Regions from separate parts of the Homo sapiens genome. Here regions 2 and 3 are each linked to region 1. Evidence: chromatin contacts called from ENCODE Hi-C or POLR2A ChIA-PET data. All regions are on one chromosome and are shown on one strand. The core of a region is the stretch at or near the end of the contact, and the rest is flanking DNA. Distances in the headings are between cores, read along the strand shown.

The links. Hi-C counts contacts between places; a loop is a spot of excess contacts on that map. ChIA-PET counts read pairs that join two places held with the same protein, here RNA polymerase II (POLR2A). Pooled maps may share reads with other maps.
Region 2: a map of PC-9 shows a loop between it and region 1 (12-fold over the local background). The contact joins the promoter of SOX9-AS1 here to the enhancer-like site in region 1. A Hi-C loop is called at or near these places in 5 of 168 maps with a recorded cell type or tissue (Calu3, PC-3, PC-9 and 2 more) and 4 of 50 pooled maps. POLR2A ChIA-PET finds 5 or more read pairs at or near these places in 2 of 52 experiments (AG04450 and MCF 10A).
Region 3: a map of PC-9 shows a loop between it and region 1 (4-fold over the local background). The contact joins two enhancer-like sites. A Hi-C loop is called at or near these places in 1 of 168 maps with a recorded cell type or tissue (PC-9). POLR2A ChIA-PET finds 5 or more read pairs at or near these places in 1 of 52 experiments (A673).

Annotation. Positions count from the first base shown.
Region 1 is chr17:71,631,044-71,635,708 of GRCh38, forward strand. No RefSeq gene overlaps it. Among named protein-coding and RNA genes, the nearest start is that of ROCR, 390 kb to the right of the region's middle. Within about 2 kb of position 2,573, at least 5 of the 41 ENCODE cell types and tissues checked have a DNase peak (open chromatin) inside an H3K27ac peak, as active enhancers do; they include PC-3, PC-9 and mammary epithelial cell, where a contact is called at or near this core.
Region 2 is chr17:72,113,239-72,117,903 of GRCh38, forward strand. SOX9-AS1 (SOX9 antisense RNA 1) reads right to left here and starts at 2,778. Exons shown (of 7, transcript NR_103738.1): 1 at 2,616-2,778; 2 at 968-1,162. RefSeq lists an enhancer at 4,458-4,665.
Region 3 is chr17:71,899,137-71,903,801 of GRCh38, forward strand. No RefSeq gene overlaps it. Among named protein-coding and RNA genes, the nearest start is that of ROCR, 120 kb to the right of the region's middle. RefSeq lists an enhancer at 1,196-2,395. Within about 2 kb of position 1,860, at least 4 of the 41 ENCODE cell types and tissues checked have a DNase peak (open chromatin) inside an H3K27ac peak, as active enhancers do; they include PC-9, where a contact is called at or near this core.

The DNA of each region.
Region 1 (4,665 bases), core at 1,323-3,822:
CATGGATGAATCACAACAACACTGGCTTTACACAAGAGAGTATAAACTCTAAGATTATAATTACATGAAACTGCAAAAAATTCAAATCTAATCAGTGGTTGCCTGTGGTCAGAGGTTGAAGAATTGAAATTGACTACAAAGGGGCACAATTTTGGGGCTGATAAATGTTCTATATTTAGGTTGTGGAGGTGATTACACAGAGTTATATTTTCAAAATTTCTCAAAGTATATGCTCAAAATGGGTGCAGTTTATGTAACTTATACATATTTAACTTATGCCCCAGTTGATAATTTCTTATCTTCTCCCAATACCAAAATACATACCCATCCACAAACTCTGCCTACACCACCCCTATCCATATGCTGTGTCTGTGGACTCTTTTCTTGGGTGAGTTCCTTCCCAAGTGGTGCCTAAACAATTTAAGCAAATAGGACCCTGGGTACTGAGGTACTTTGTAAGCCCTGTCTGTATGTTTGGCCATATGAGTTTAGATATTATTCAATTTTACTCCCTCTGGAATTTGCAGCTATTCAAATCTACACAGTAATGAATGACTAAAAGCTAGTGGCAAAAGACAAGTATTTAAAGAATGACAGAAACAGGAAGAAATGCGTATCTGGGGAAAGTCATTAACTGTCTTTCCTGTGATGAGTGACTTCCAGAGGGCAAGAACAAATATGTTCTACATCAAAGTATCCCTGTATACTTTTGAAGGAAGTTATTTCTGTCTGCTCAAAGATTTTATGAAATGCTATACTTGGTGATAAGTTACCACTCTTCCACCCCCTCACTGGCATAGAATTACAACACAAGAGAATAACAATTAAATATTATTTGAGCTGTGGTTTAGAATGCATATATTTAGGACTTTAACAGAAATGACATTGGGTGGCATTTGCTGAAGAGCGGTATGACATGAAAATCAAATCCTTGAGAAAATAAATGACCACTCTACCAGAATGCTTAAGGTCAAGTCTATGGAGAACATTGTACCATCTTACAACTATTTTGATCTTCAGTATTTTTCTTTTTTGAGAAACATTTCTCTGATTTCCTTTTATTTAGACTTGTAGTTGAAGCAGCAGGCAAAAATAGCAGGCCCATAAAAGATCTTTTCTCCATTGATGTATATACGTTTCTTGATCATTTCTATAAACTCAGAAAGTCACATGGATATTCCAAAAATGGTGTCATATGAAAAAGTCATTTCCATCATAGTTTGTGATATTTTTCTGTATGTGCAGTTCATGTATTATATTCACTATGGTGTCATTTCATAGAATGAGGCTCTCTGGGTAGCAGGAGAAAACGCTAGGCAAATAGGGAAAACATCTGAGATTAAAAGTTTTCCAGGAAATATGTCATAAGGCAACACTAAGTATATGAATCATTGAAAGAGAACTATCTGGAGATCTCTGGGGACAAAAACTTCTAAGAATCATAAAAATGTGTTATCATGATTCCTGCTGGTAACTTGAGCCAACTTCAAAGCTTTCTTTCGGGGATTATGCCAAGAGTACCCATTATCAGAAAGGAGTAATTAGAGTGAATTATTATTATGTCCAACCTGCCTTAGATGGAGTACAGCTGCTGAGTCACACTATAAAAATGAAATTGGAGCATTCACCTGCTTATGTAGTTTGTTTGAATTGTATATCTGGTTTTCAAAGCCTGAACAGTGACACCAGAAAAATAAAAAGTCATCACAGAGTTTAGCAGACATCAGATTTGAATGCCCTCTTCTTATGTATTGCAACAAGGCAATATAATTTTCTGGACATTTTTAACACTTTAAAGATTAATTAGTTTTCATGGGGTGTTATTTAAACATAGAAATTTTATTCTATCATAAAAATAACCATTGTTCCCAGATGTGTCTGTTTAACTGTATTTATAGTGCTTGCAGTTGCAGTTCCTGGAGCCTCACTATCTGCTGCAACTGCTTCATAAAGGAAAATTTAGACAGAAGGTCACAATATAATAAAATCCTTTCTCATTCACTTCTGCAATGAACTTGAAAGGAACAGGTGCATGGTCTGGGAGGAAGACTGATTGATGATTGATTATCCAAAAGATTGCTTCTTTTTTTTTTCTTATTTTTCTTCTTTTCCTTTCCCACTCAGTAGGTTCCCCAAAATATCATGAGAAAGCAGTTTAATACAAACAGATACATCTTACTCTAGTTAAAAAAACAATTATGAAGAAGTAGAATGACATAGACAACTGATAAAAGAAGATGTAACTCATTTTTTCCCTCATTTTTGATGCATACACATCTGGGAATTTCATACACAAAGTTAAGGAAGTAAACAGATGTCTGCTGTTGATCGCCATCTCTGGTGAACTTTCAGAGCCCAGCAGTAATTTGCCCCGTGGCTCTCTCCTTATCAGAAGGGCATTATAAACTCTCACCTGGGAGTGAGCACCGCAGCCTGCCCAAGCAACATTCATCTGGCATCAATCCTGGTCATAAAACAAGCCCATGAGTAATATAACAGCCCAGGTGTCTACAATTTCCGACTTCCAAACCATCTGAAAGCATGCAACAACTTTCAAATCACGGTTTCCCTATCTCTATTTAAGGACAGTGAAGAGAACTCTAAGAATTGTAACCTAGTCCCAGACATACTTTGGTTGAGTGTAACACTCTTGCTCATTTCCCATCAAGACAGCAAATACTGTGAGTGATCAAAAAGGAATGACATACTCCAGGAGTGTAAAAGCAACTGGACCAATATCAGCAATGCAGGTTGCATAACCAGCAAATGCCTGATCTTGAAAAGATTGTCTTGACTTGCCAATGTGTTCTTCATTCAACAGCTAGGAGAGTATGTTGGTGGTACCCAGACCAAGAAGCCTCGAACATCTGAAGTGGTTTACACTGCTAAAGACAAGACAGCAGTTGTGATCAAAAACATTTCTAGCTGAATATATATTTTTGTCCTGGGTTTGAAGACACAAAAATAATGTATAGACCCTAAAGTTTATACTTATTTTAAAAATTAGGGAAAGAGAACTAGATAGAGGTGATGGTTGCAAAATGTTGCGAATGTACTAAATGCCACTCAATTGTACACTTTAAAATGATTAATTTTATGTTGTGTGAATTCCATCTTAATAAAAAAGAATTTTAAATGGTGAGAAAACATTTACATAAGGAATTAAGGCCAAAACACTCTGGGAACAATTCCTAAATAATTCTTTCATTCCACAAACTTTTTTTGCACACTTATAAGCAAAGTAAATACTAAGTAAAGCAATACTAAGGTATGGGACTTAGAAAATTAAGACACTATAAAGCAAAGTAAATACTAAGTAAAGCAATACTAAGGAATGGGACTTAGAAAATTAAGACCCTTATATTCTCATCCTTCAAAATCCCCAGAGGATTTAAAGCCAGGATACCTAGTCTTTTGTTGTTGTTGTTTTTGTTGTTATTCTAATAAAGACTTCTGGGAAAGAAAATCTTTTCTCGGTCTTATCAAGCTAAGGTTCTAGGGTTAGACAGCCTGGCTTCCATCTGTGCAAGTCTAAGCATGCTGGTTAACCTCAACAAGTCTCACTTTTCCCATGAAAAAAGGAAGACAATAAAGAGATCAAACCTCAGAAGGATGTTTTGAGGATTTAGATAACACAGGTAAAGCATGTAGTATAATACTAGCATTAAATTGATATTAAGCTTGATTGTTGACATTATTATGTAGCTTTATCATTTATGTCAATATAATGTTTAAAATTGTTTTTGCTTCCTTTATTTTTCAGCACATTTCCATGATTGTACAGTATATCTTAATGATAATGAAATCAGCAGCTCTGAATCAAATTAATTTTTAAAAGATTCTAAACGTGGTGTATCTTACTGGTATAGTAACCATGATACTGGTATAGGACCGTGATACCATAGATTCAACTAACTAGTTAAGAGCTCAATAATCAGTTAATTCTTTTCTTTTCCTTCAAGTCTCCCCATTCCTAACTGTTGCAAAAAAAAAAAAAAAAAAAAAAAAAAAAACCAAAACAGAGGAAACTCTGTTACCTCCTAAGATAGGCTTGCTGTCTTGTAAAATAGCATTCAAGCTAGTGAAAGTTTTGGGGGAGAATAAGAGTGAAATAAATACATCTACTTCTACTTGCAGTTTATTCTTTTTCTTTTTTTGTGAAAAATTAACTTTATTATTTTATTGAGGAATAATTTACGTGTAACAAAACGTCCCATTTTAAATGTACAGTTGGTGAGTTGCAACAAATATATACTCATATATAACCACCACTACAATCAAGATAGCAAACATTTCTATCACCCCCCAAGATTACCCTTGTGCCTCTTTGCAATCAACCCCACCCCGTCCTTTGCGTCAGGCAACTATTTATCTGCTTTATGACATTTACGTTAGTACAGTGTCATCTACAACACAGCATTTGCAAATTATGACCCACAAGTTTTTTTAGTAAAGGTCTAAAGATAAAAATATTTTTTACATGTTTAAATGATTTTTCAAGAAGAATATTTTATGATAGATAAAATGCTTATGAAATTAAAATCTCCGTGTTCACAAATAAGGTTTGATTGTTACAGTCACACTCCTTCCTTATATATTGATTGTGGCTGTTTTTGAGCTGCAGTGACAGAGTTAAGCGGTTGAAACAAAGACAATATGGCCTGA
Region 2 (4,665 bases), core at 1,528-4,027, 480 kb after region 1:
TCAAGCAATTCTCCTACCTCAGCCTCCCGAGTAGCTGGGATTACAGGCATGTGCCACCACGCCTGGCTAATTTTTGTATGTTTAGTAGAGACCAGGTTTCACCACGATGGCCAGGCTGGTCTCGAACTCCTGACCACAAGTGATTTGTCCCCCTCGGGCTCCCAAAGTGCTGGTAATATGGGCGTGAGCCACCGCGCCTGGCCTGAACCCATTCTTAAGTCTCCAAAACAACTTCACTAGCACTTCCTGGTTTGCCTGACTAAATATCAAAATGCTTCGAGCAGAAGTGAAGTTGGAGTGGCAAATCCCAGAGACAGGAGAAGGGAATAGGTGAGTTTGTATTCTATCCTCTGCCCAGACTGTGCAGTCCACTTGGCTGAGGATCCTATAATAACCCAAGAGTTGGCTGAAGTAGGCCTTGGGCCTAGCTGAGCTGAGGAAGGTGAGCTTAGAGGCAAATGTCCCCACTGATATCACCCTGAAGCCCTGCTTTCCTAAAACCTAAGTTCCTGGAGGAGAGTCAGAAACCAGAGAACCATTTAAGTGCCAGGAAAATACAAAGCAATTAGTGACTTTTGCTTTAGGCAGAATCTAAAGAGGAAAAAGAAATCTTTGAGCCTCATGAAACTCCACCTCCCTGGGCCTCTTCCGGAACCACAATGTTCAGCCCACTCAGTGTTTGGCCAATGCCACTCTCTCCTCCCCCAGAACATTTCTTTGCTCCTGGAAAATCATCTGGAAACTGTCATCACCACTGTGCTGGTTGGCAGATGTCCCCCAAAGAGAGAGTGAAGCGTACCACACACTACAAGGCATTTCTGGGCTTGGACCAAGAAGGGGCGAGGGCGGAGAAAGAAGATGGCCCAGTCAAAGGGCAACACAGCATCAGCAGGGCTCCTGGGGCCAAGAGGAAAGAGATGGGACTGAGTCTGCCACCAAGCCAGGAGCTTGGGGTGCCACTCCTTACCTGCGCTTTACCTGCCTCCAAAGCACCTTGATGGAGCCGCAAGGATGGGAGGCAGCTTTCTGTGACCTGTGAGTCGTCTCAGGGAAATAGAAGGGGAATCCATGAAAGAGGCAGCAAGAGTCTCAGAACATTATGAGCCCAGAGGACAGAGCAGAGTTCACGTGGACAGAGGCTGGATTCTGCGGGAAACCAGACCTGGAGACAACAGCAGAGATGAAATCTTGTCTCCTTCAGAAGTTTAGGCACATTGTCAGCCCTCAGGCAATATTCACTGAATTGATTTATTCAAAAATCAGAATGATTTGACGTTGGGCTAAATGGGAGAGACATGACAAGTGACAGGGAAAGACAGGATGGAAAGGACATGGTGTCTCCACCACGTTGTACTTCCTCTACCCAGAACTCTACTCTGTCATCTGGAGTCCTAGAAAGATTTAGATGTAGCCACCCCATTCCCCCCATCCCTGCCCAGCCTCGTGTTCGTCCATACTTTGCAAATTTGCAAGCACCCGCAACAGCCTGCTTTGCCGCCCATGATACAGCATATATTTAATATAGTTGGGGTTCAAACTAATGCTCTACTGGGAGCTCCCTAGGAAAACTCTAGAGCCAGGTCCCTGGGGAGAAGTGGACCCTGGAGGCGTGGGGATGGGGTGAACGCCTGGGTGGAATATCTGAGCAAACCTACTCTGCCTTTCTGTCCAATCATACGGTAGAAAGCATACCTTCCAGGTACAGTATCAACCCCTCCGTCAGGGTTAGACACCACCTTTTCTCCTGGCTGCTGAGGAAAACATCTCAACCTATGAGATGTCTCCACTGCTCCAAGAAAATGAGTATTTAGGGGAAAGATTAAATGCCCATATACTTGAATCTATAGTGACCCTACCCCTAAATTATACTAGTAACTGTTTATCTGTCTCTGCTTTGCCTGTGGATATTAAGGCAGATGAGACAAAAAGTCTTCTTTTGCCAACCAAAGCTAACAGTTTGCGAGCTTTAGGGGGACCCCAAAGGGGACCAGTTTCTGTAATACAGTTGATGCCTTCTGTCTGTGTTCTGTCAGGATTCCCTCACATTTTAGCCAACCTGGAAACTAGGGAAGAAAAAGTAACAGGTTCCAGTCCTAGAACTCTGTGGAAGAAATCAACCTGCCCTTTCTCGTGGGGGTAAACACATGTGATCCAAAAGATAGTGACAGGAACACTGTTATATTTTCCGGGTCTTAATGATTTGGAAGGGGAATACTGTCCCCTCTCCTAGGCCAGTCCAAATTTCACAACCCATCCGGAAAACAAAAGGCTGAAGACAGAAAAAGAAGACATTTACTATTCCACTTCTTCCTTTTACATCAGTGAGAGAAAGGGCCTTGGGAGAAAGATGGCACAGAGAGAAACAAAAGAAAGAAAGAAAGAAAACCAAAAATCTCTGCTTTCTCAAAAATCCCTGGTCTGCCTATCTAGGCTGGGAGAGACCCCGAGGGCAGCCTGTCTCTCCTGCAGCCTTTGCAGTCAGCGACAGGCATCATGAAATTAATTTGAAATAAACAATGACAAAGCAGGAAGCTCAACGGGTCCCTGAGTTGCTTTGGGCCCCCACTCCTCCCCGAAGCCCCTGGGCTGTTTAACAAAGCCGTGGGTCCGCCTACCCCAAGCACTTTTTGTGACGTCACAGCTCCGAGGACCATCCGGGGGCTTTACTCTCGCGGAAGCCCAAAAGTTGGGGTTTGACCTCATGACCTTGGCCTTCCCGGGGGGCGGGAGGCCCTCGGGACAGGACGCGCTGTCCCCGGAGTCCGGAGCTCAGGCCAGTGGCAGTCGACCCAGCCCCCGAGACTCCCTCACGCCGCTCCAAAACCAAAACGGAGCCCAACACGAAGCTGGGTGAAGCCGTAGCTTGCAGGAGCCAGGGAGATGCGCTCTGCCCGGGACTTCCCGGGTCCTGTTGAGACGGAAAGGATCGCAGGGAAGACAGGATAATTGGTCTTTAACTCTGACCGTTACCTTCGAAATTGCACCTTACAAGCATGTCCTCTATTTCCGTGGCTTGATGGGGACACTTTCTCTGATTAAGATCCGGAATAATCACCCACCCAATGGGATCTCTTAGAGGGAAGCGCTGGTTAGAATCCCTCCAGGCTGAGATGCAATCATCGCCATTGAGCCTGCCCTCCCCTAGGGAAACCCCACAAAACCATCCTGAGAATCTCAGCCCTCTTTGGTCGGTACCTGAGACTGCATAGACCTAAACTGAAAGGTGATCGAAGGGGAGGAGCAGTTGCTCGTGCGGAGGAAGCTCTTGGGGCCGAAGTGGCCCCGGCCGAGTATGTCGCAAAGGAGGCACCACTGCGTTGAGCGCTTACTGTATCTTTACTTTTAAATCACCAAGGCAAAATCACCTTCAGCTAAAAATGCCTGAAAGACTTTTTAAAATAGTGGGAGTGGGCGTTAGGGGGAAGAGATGGCCTAGGAAATTTTCCGCAGGGCGTTCTAGGGATGAGTTGAGGGAAGCCGCATGACGCGCGGCTCCCCGGTGCCACAGCTAAGGACAGATATTTTCGCAAAACCCAGAATGAAAAAAGAGCACGCTCCCTTTGGGAGCGCTGTCCCTTTGGGACTGGGGCCTTCCACTCCCACCCCTCCTTTTTCCCTGATCGGCTCCGCAGCTCCACGACAAGCCAGCTGGTCTGGTCTCTGACTTGGGCTCCGGTCCGTACCCCCGGGGCGCCCTGCTGTGTTACAGCCGCCCGACGCCCCCAGACCCGGCCAGGTCACCAGGGCAGATTGGAGGTTCGCGCCCCCTCACCCGACACCTCCCGTCCACCTCATCTTTCTTTTTTTCGAAAACAGGAAAGGGAAGAAAACTGAAACGGGCCTCTTGGTCTGCAGTTTTAGCGGAGTCGGGATTCCACAGCCCTGAGTGGCACATGCCGGTCAACTTCCCAAAGTCGGGCTCCCGTGTGGGGAGAAATACACACGCAGGAATGCACAAGCATCGCGTGTTCGCAACTGTCGCTGGGAGGTCTGGCGGCTGTGATGGGACATGCACTCACTCGGGCAACACGTCCACAGGTGACATCTATTCGATCAGTCAACAGATATTTATTGCGCACCTACGACGCTATCTGGTACTTTCCTTTTCCCCTTAGCTGTTGCTGTCCAGCCCAGCGCCAGTCCAGAGACGGGCTTACCGGCCGCTCCCTTCCACAAGAAACTCGTGTCCGGCGTGAAGAGCGGACGATAAACACTCTCCAAGCCCAGCGAAATGTACTAATTACAGGAGCGGCTGGGAGCCCGCGACACGGGGACCTGTCCCTCCAGGGATAGGAGTCTTCTACCTGCAAGGGACCCGGCCTGGGGAACTGGAATAGACAAGGGGTAACCCCTTCTCCCATCACCTCTAATGAGAACATTGTCCGGGGCTGAGATATTTGGGGGACGCCGCTGCTCACCCCACCAAACTTTCCCTAGGGACAGAAAAGCGTCCCTACCGAAAACGGATTTAAACACCGTCCCCACTTTTGCTAAGGAAGTTTGGATAGGGAGGTTGTGGTCCTTAATTCGCCAGGTAAAAGGAACCCCATCAGCTCGCATCCCTCACCCCCATCCTGAGCACTGAGTGTTTGCGAGAAACTCGCCCTGCGCCAGCAACTCTGGGCTCCGGTCTCAGCTCCCGCGTAGACGCGGAGGAGAGATTGG
Region 3 (4,665 bases), core at 610-3,109, 270 kb after region 1:
CTGAGTGAAGACATCAGGGTATGTAATTAAATGGCTTTTTAAAAAAAAGTCACACTCCCAACAACCTCTTATATCAAACAATTGGAATGTGTTAGTTTTATTAACTGGTCTTCTGCCATTAGCTCCATCAAGCTGGGTATTATAGAGTTCACTTTCTTCATTGCCTATAGTAAACATATTAAAACTTGCATTACCAGGTGTCTCGTAATAATGGAGTATTCGTTTAGGAGAAAAATTTGCGGTAGTTCTCCAATAATTAAAGGCAATTTGAAATGCAAGCAATTTCTGAGTCTTGGTAAACTACCCAAATGACTAGGTAGTTCCTAGGTTCTTCATAGTCATAACAGTATGTTTTGATGAGTTTTCTGATTCATCAAATGAATCACCATTTAATCTTAAGAAGAAATGTTATTTTCTTAGGAGTTAGGGATCAGGAAGTTCTGGTTATGAAAGGTCAAATGCGGGAAGACAGGAGAAGGAATAAGACTATGCACAGGGCCCTTGCTACCAACTCTCATTCCAGTGTAAGTCTACTTTCCAAGCCACTCAGAAAGTTGCATGGTAGGGAACTAAAAATCTCATTATTTCTTACAGTTGGGCTGTGACTATTTGAGTGATAAAATTGATGACATATGGAGGGAGTTTTTGTTTTTATTAGACGATCAATTATTCTAGACACATGGCTGTAATTTGTTCTAATAACTACTGAATGTTTTTGAAATTGAAGGGTGATGCTGTCTAATCATAATAAAAACTGATTTTGCTATCATTGAACTTAGTTACTGAGGAAATATGAATATATACTTATTTAATTACAGTGAAAGAAAATTTTGGCAATTGAGAGTTATTTTACTAATTAAGACACTAAAAGAATATTTCTCTAACCTAAATCTCTCTTTTAAAATTCATACACTTTATTCTATAGTCATGATTCTTGTCTAGGGATGATTTTGCCCTCCAGGAGACATTCAACAATGTCGGGAGACATTTTTGGTAGAGGCCAGGAACGCTGCTAGCGATCTTACAGTACACAAGACAGCCCCTAAGATAAAAACATTTGTCAACCCAAAATATTGGCAGTACCAAAGCTGAGAAACTCCAAAGGAACTTTTAACCATTCAGTATATAGTTCATTAACTCAATAACTGAAAAGTCACATAAATGCAAACTGATTACTATTACTCTAAATGGACTCCATTTTTAAAAATGCGATTTACATACAATTTTTCAGGAGCACATTATCGTTGAACATGAGATAGAGCTGTACAGATTTAAACCCAACAAACAACGCCAAAAGAAAACCCACTCACCATACCATCTGCTGCAGGGAGGAACTTGACCAAGGCCTGACCTGGCACTTTGCCCCCAGTAAGAACTCAATAAATGCTCGCTGAAAGAGTTTTTAAATAATCAATTATTTGTTCAAAATATAAGGATAGGCTTTCTTGAGAATGTCTATGCTTTCTTTTTAATAAAGATCTAAAATGCCCAACGGGAGAAAAATTCATTCCTAAAGAAACTAGATTTGTATCTTATTCAAATTTAAAATAAAATTATTTTTTAAAAATTGTTTGGTTTTAAGATTGTTGAGTTGGTTGAAACAGAAAGTAGCTCCATGGCTATTTTAATCACAGCTCTGGCTCTGTTTCCATAAAAAACACTGACTGTTTCCAGATATAAAAACATTTGCACGACCTCCAGAGGGACGTTCCAAAGTAGCTTTCTGCTGTCTGCAAGACAGGCTGTGCCCAGGGACCCACTTTTCTCTATCAATCTCTAGCAAGAATGAAGTCTTCACTTTAGCTCAGTAGCCTGGGGGAGAAAAGATGTTTCACACCCACTAATTAGGGGCTGTCAGGTAACCCAGGTGACCCCTGAGATGCCAAGGTAATGAATTGTTTGGTCACGCTTCCTGCCACTCTGACTCAGAGATGCTCACACACCAACCGCCCATCTATGAGTCTCTAACCTTTTGGAGGTTTTCCGATCATGAATTTTGAGGAGTAGGAGAAGCCAGAGAAACAGTGGCAAAGACAAAGAGATCCTGAAAGGCCTGGAACCAGAGAAATCAAGAGCCAGAGACAGCTGATTTGGGATGGAAGTTTCCAGCCTTTCACTGAAGTATCTCTCACACATGTATAAACACAAAAAGTGAAATGTCCTTAAGCAACAATCTATTAGTTTAGTGTATCTAGCTGTGTGTAAACATCTAGAAACCATGCATCCCATTTTCTTGCTCACCTGACTTAAAAAATTGGCTCCAGACTAGTATAAGCAATTTTTCTTTATGACAAAGGATTTAAAAAGATTATAAGAAATAAAGGTAGAATTAAATATTAGGATAACAAGGTTTGGAGTGGAAGTTAAAGATGTAACAACCCCTACATCCCTCCCTATCTATCTATCTATCTATCTATCTATCTATCTATCTATCATCTACCTACCTACCTACCTACATATCTACCTCCCTCCCTCCCTATTCCTAGTCTATAATGTAGAAAAAAAGTACACTAACATTTCTTCCCATGGGCAATGATACTAATATTGTATTTTTGGCAGTTTTATCTGTACTTGAAAATAAATTAATGGCTCCCCAATGAAAGTCAAGTGCAAGTTAAAGATGGAAAATAATTGTATTAAGAAAAATGCATCATGCGGACTTAGCGAATTTTTAAAAGATATTTTCACAAAAAACTACTGAACCTAACTTCACTTGTGAGTCACGGCATAGAGCACGGGGAAAGGTCAGTCAGTACTTATTTATCAAAAGTGAGTAAATAAGGTTGATGCCATGAGATGTTCAGTTGTTTGAAAAGTAAGAAATCCAGCCTAATGTCTGCTTGTGTAATGAGTTTAGCCATGTGAAATTGCTGAGTTTTTAGGCCAACAGTAAATATCAACAATTTTACAAAGTTTAGCTTTGTAGCATCGTTTTTTTAAAAAAAATTGTTAGACAACATTTTAAATCTCCCTTCTTACTTTCCAAATCATCTGTGAAAAGGAATCTTCAAAGCTAAATCCTATCTTCCCCTACTGTTGGCATGGAAGGAAATCTTAGAAATAATTTTCTCCTCCGTAGGCATCTAAAATGAATTTTATTTCAAGAAAGAACCAATTATTTCTAGATAAATTGGGATTATGTAGGAAATGGGCCTGTGGGTCCACAGCCATGTTGAGCAGAGTAGGCAGAGGGCAAGGAGAACAAGGAACGGCTAACACTCACAGAGCCAGACCTGATTCTCACTTTTTGACGCATATTTACTCATCTAAATCTCACAAGAAACCAAAAAAATGGTATCATTACTGGCCCCATTTTATGGATGTTGTAACAGAGGCACAAGCAAGTTAATTCTTCTAAGGTCACACATTAGTGGATATTGAGACAAGATTCAAACCTAGGCAGTCTAGTTTCAGAACATACGTACTTAACCCCGGCACTGTACTTTTCCCCAAACAATACCCTGTCCTCCTTCTATATCCCCTTCCTCTGAATTGCCTTTCTTTTTTTCACCTAACTCCATCTGGTGAATACATTTGCATGGGCTCGTACAATTATTCTTTGTCTCTTGCTGCTGCAATGACAGGTTGCTGACAATATGAACTGTGTCTGTCTCATTTGTTAAGGCGTCTTCTTCTGGGTCTAAATGTGGGAGATGCTAAATCATTAGTTGGTGGAGTAAATTATTGTGTGAATGAATGAATGGTGTATTCCACCCTAGGCTAAGGAACAAGGGAAGATTTAAAGCATCAAGTCATTAAATTGAAGCATAAGGTGCCAATCACAGGCAAGACACAACAAAAGGGATTGGGGGCCCTTTTGGGTCAGTCTCTGGGGTGAGTCTGCGGAGGGCACATTTTATACTCTGCCTTGGAATGAGCACATGACATCAAGCCAGTTGGGTCAAAAACGTGTTCCATTCTTGCCTGTGTGCCTGATCCTCACCACCAATACCAAGAGAGCAGCTTTACTTTTCAGCTGCTTCCCAGCAGAGCCAAAGCACTGAGTCATGCACACTCTCCTTCTGATGCATTTCCAAGAAGATTGTCCAATATTCAGATTTTGCCCTGTGGCCCCCAACCCAGAAAATTTCCCCATGCAATCCAAATGGCAAAAACAAGAATTGAACCTGTGCCTTGGTCCTGATTAGCACCAAAAGGTGGCCAAAGTTCTCACTGTGGAGAGTGGAAATACAAACAAGCAAGGTATTGCATAATTGAATGTGAAATGTTTTCATGAATTTAAATGAGAAGTATTTAAACAAATTTACACTTTTCTGGATTATGATTCTGACTGCTTACTGAAGTTGCAGAAAAAGGCCAGGAGCAGTGGCTTATTCCGGTAATCCCAGCCCTTTGGGAGGCTGAGGCAGAAGGACTGCCTAAGACCAGGAGTTCAAGACCAGCCTGGGCAACACAGCGAGATCCTAGCTGTACAGGAAATTTAAAAATTAGCTGGGTGTGGTGGTGTGCACCTGTTGGAGCCTGGGAGTTCAAGGTTGCAGTGAGCTGTGATCACACCACTGAATTTCAGCTTGGGTGACAGAGTTAAACCTTGTCTGTTAAAGAAAGAAAGGTGCAAAAAAGACAACAAGATAAATGTTAAACAAAATAGGACGATGGACAGCCAGGGCCCATGCAGACTCAGATGAACACATTCCTACAGAT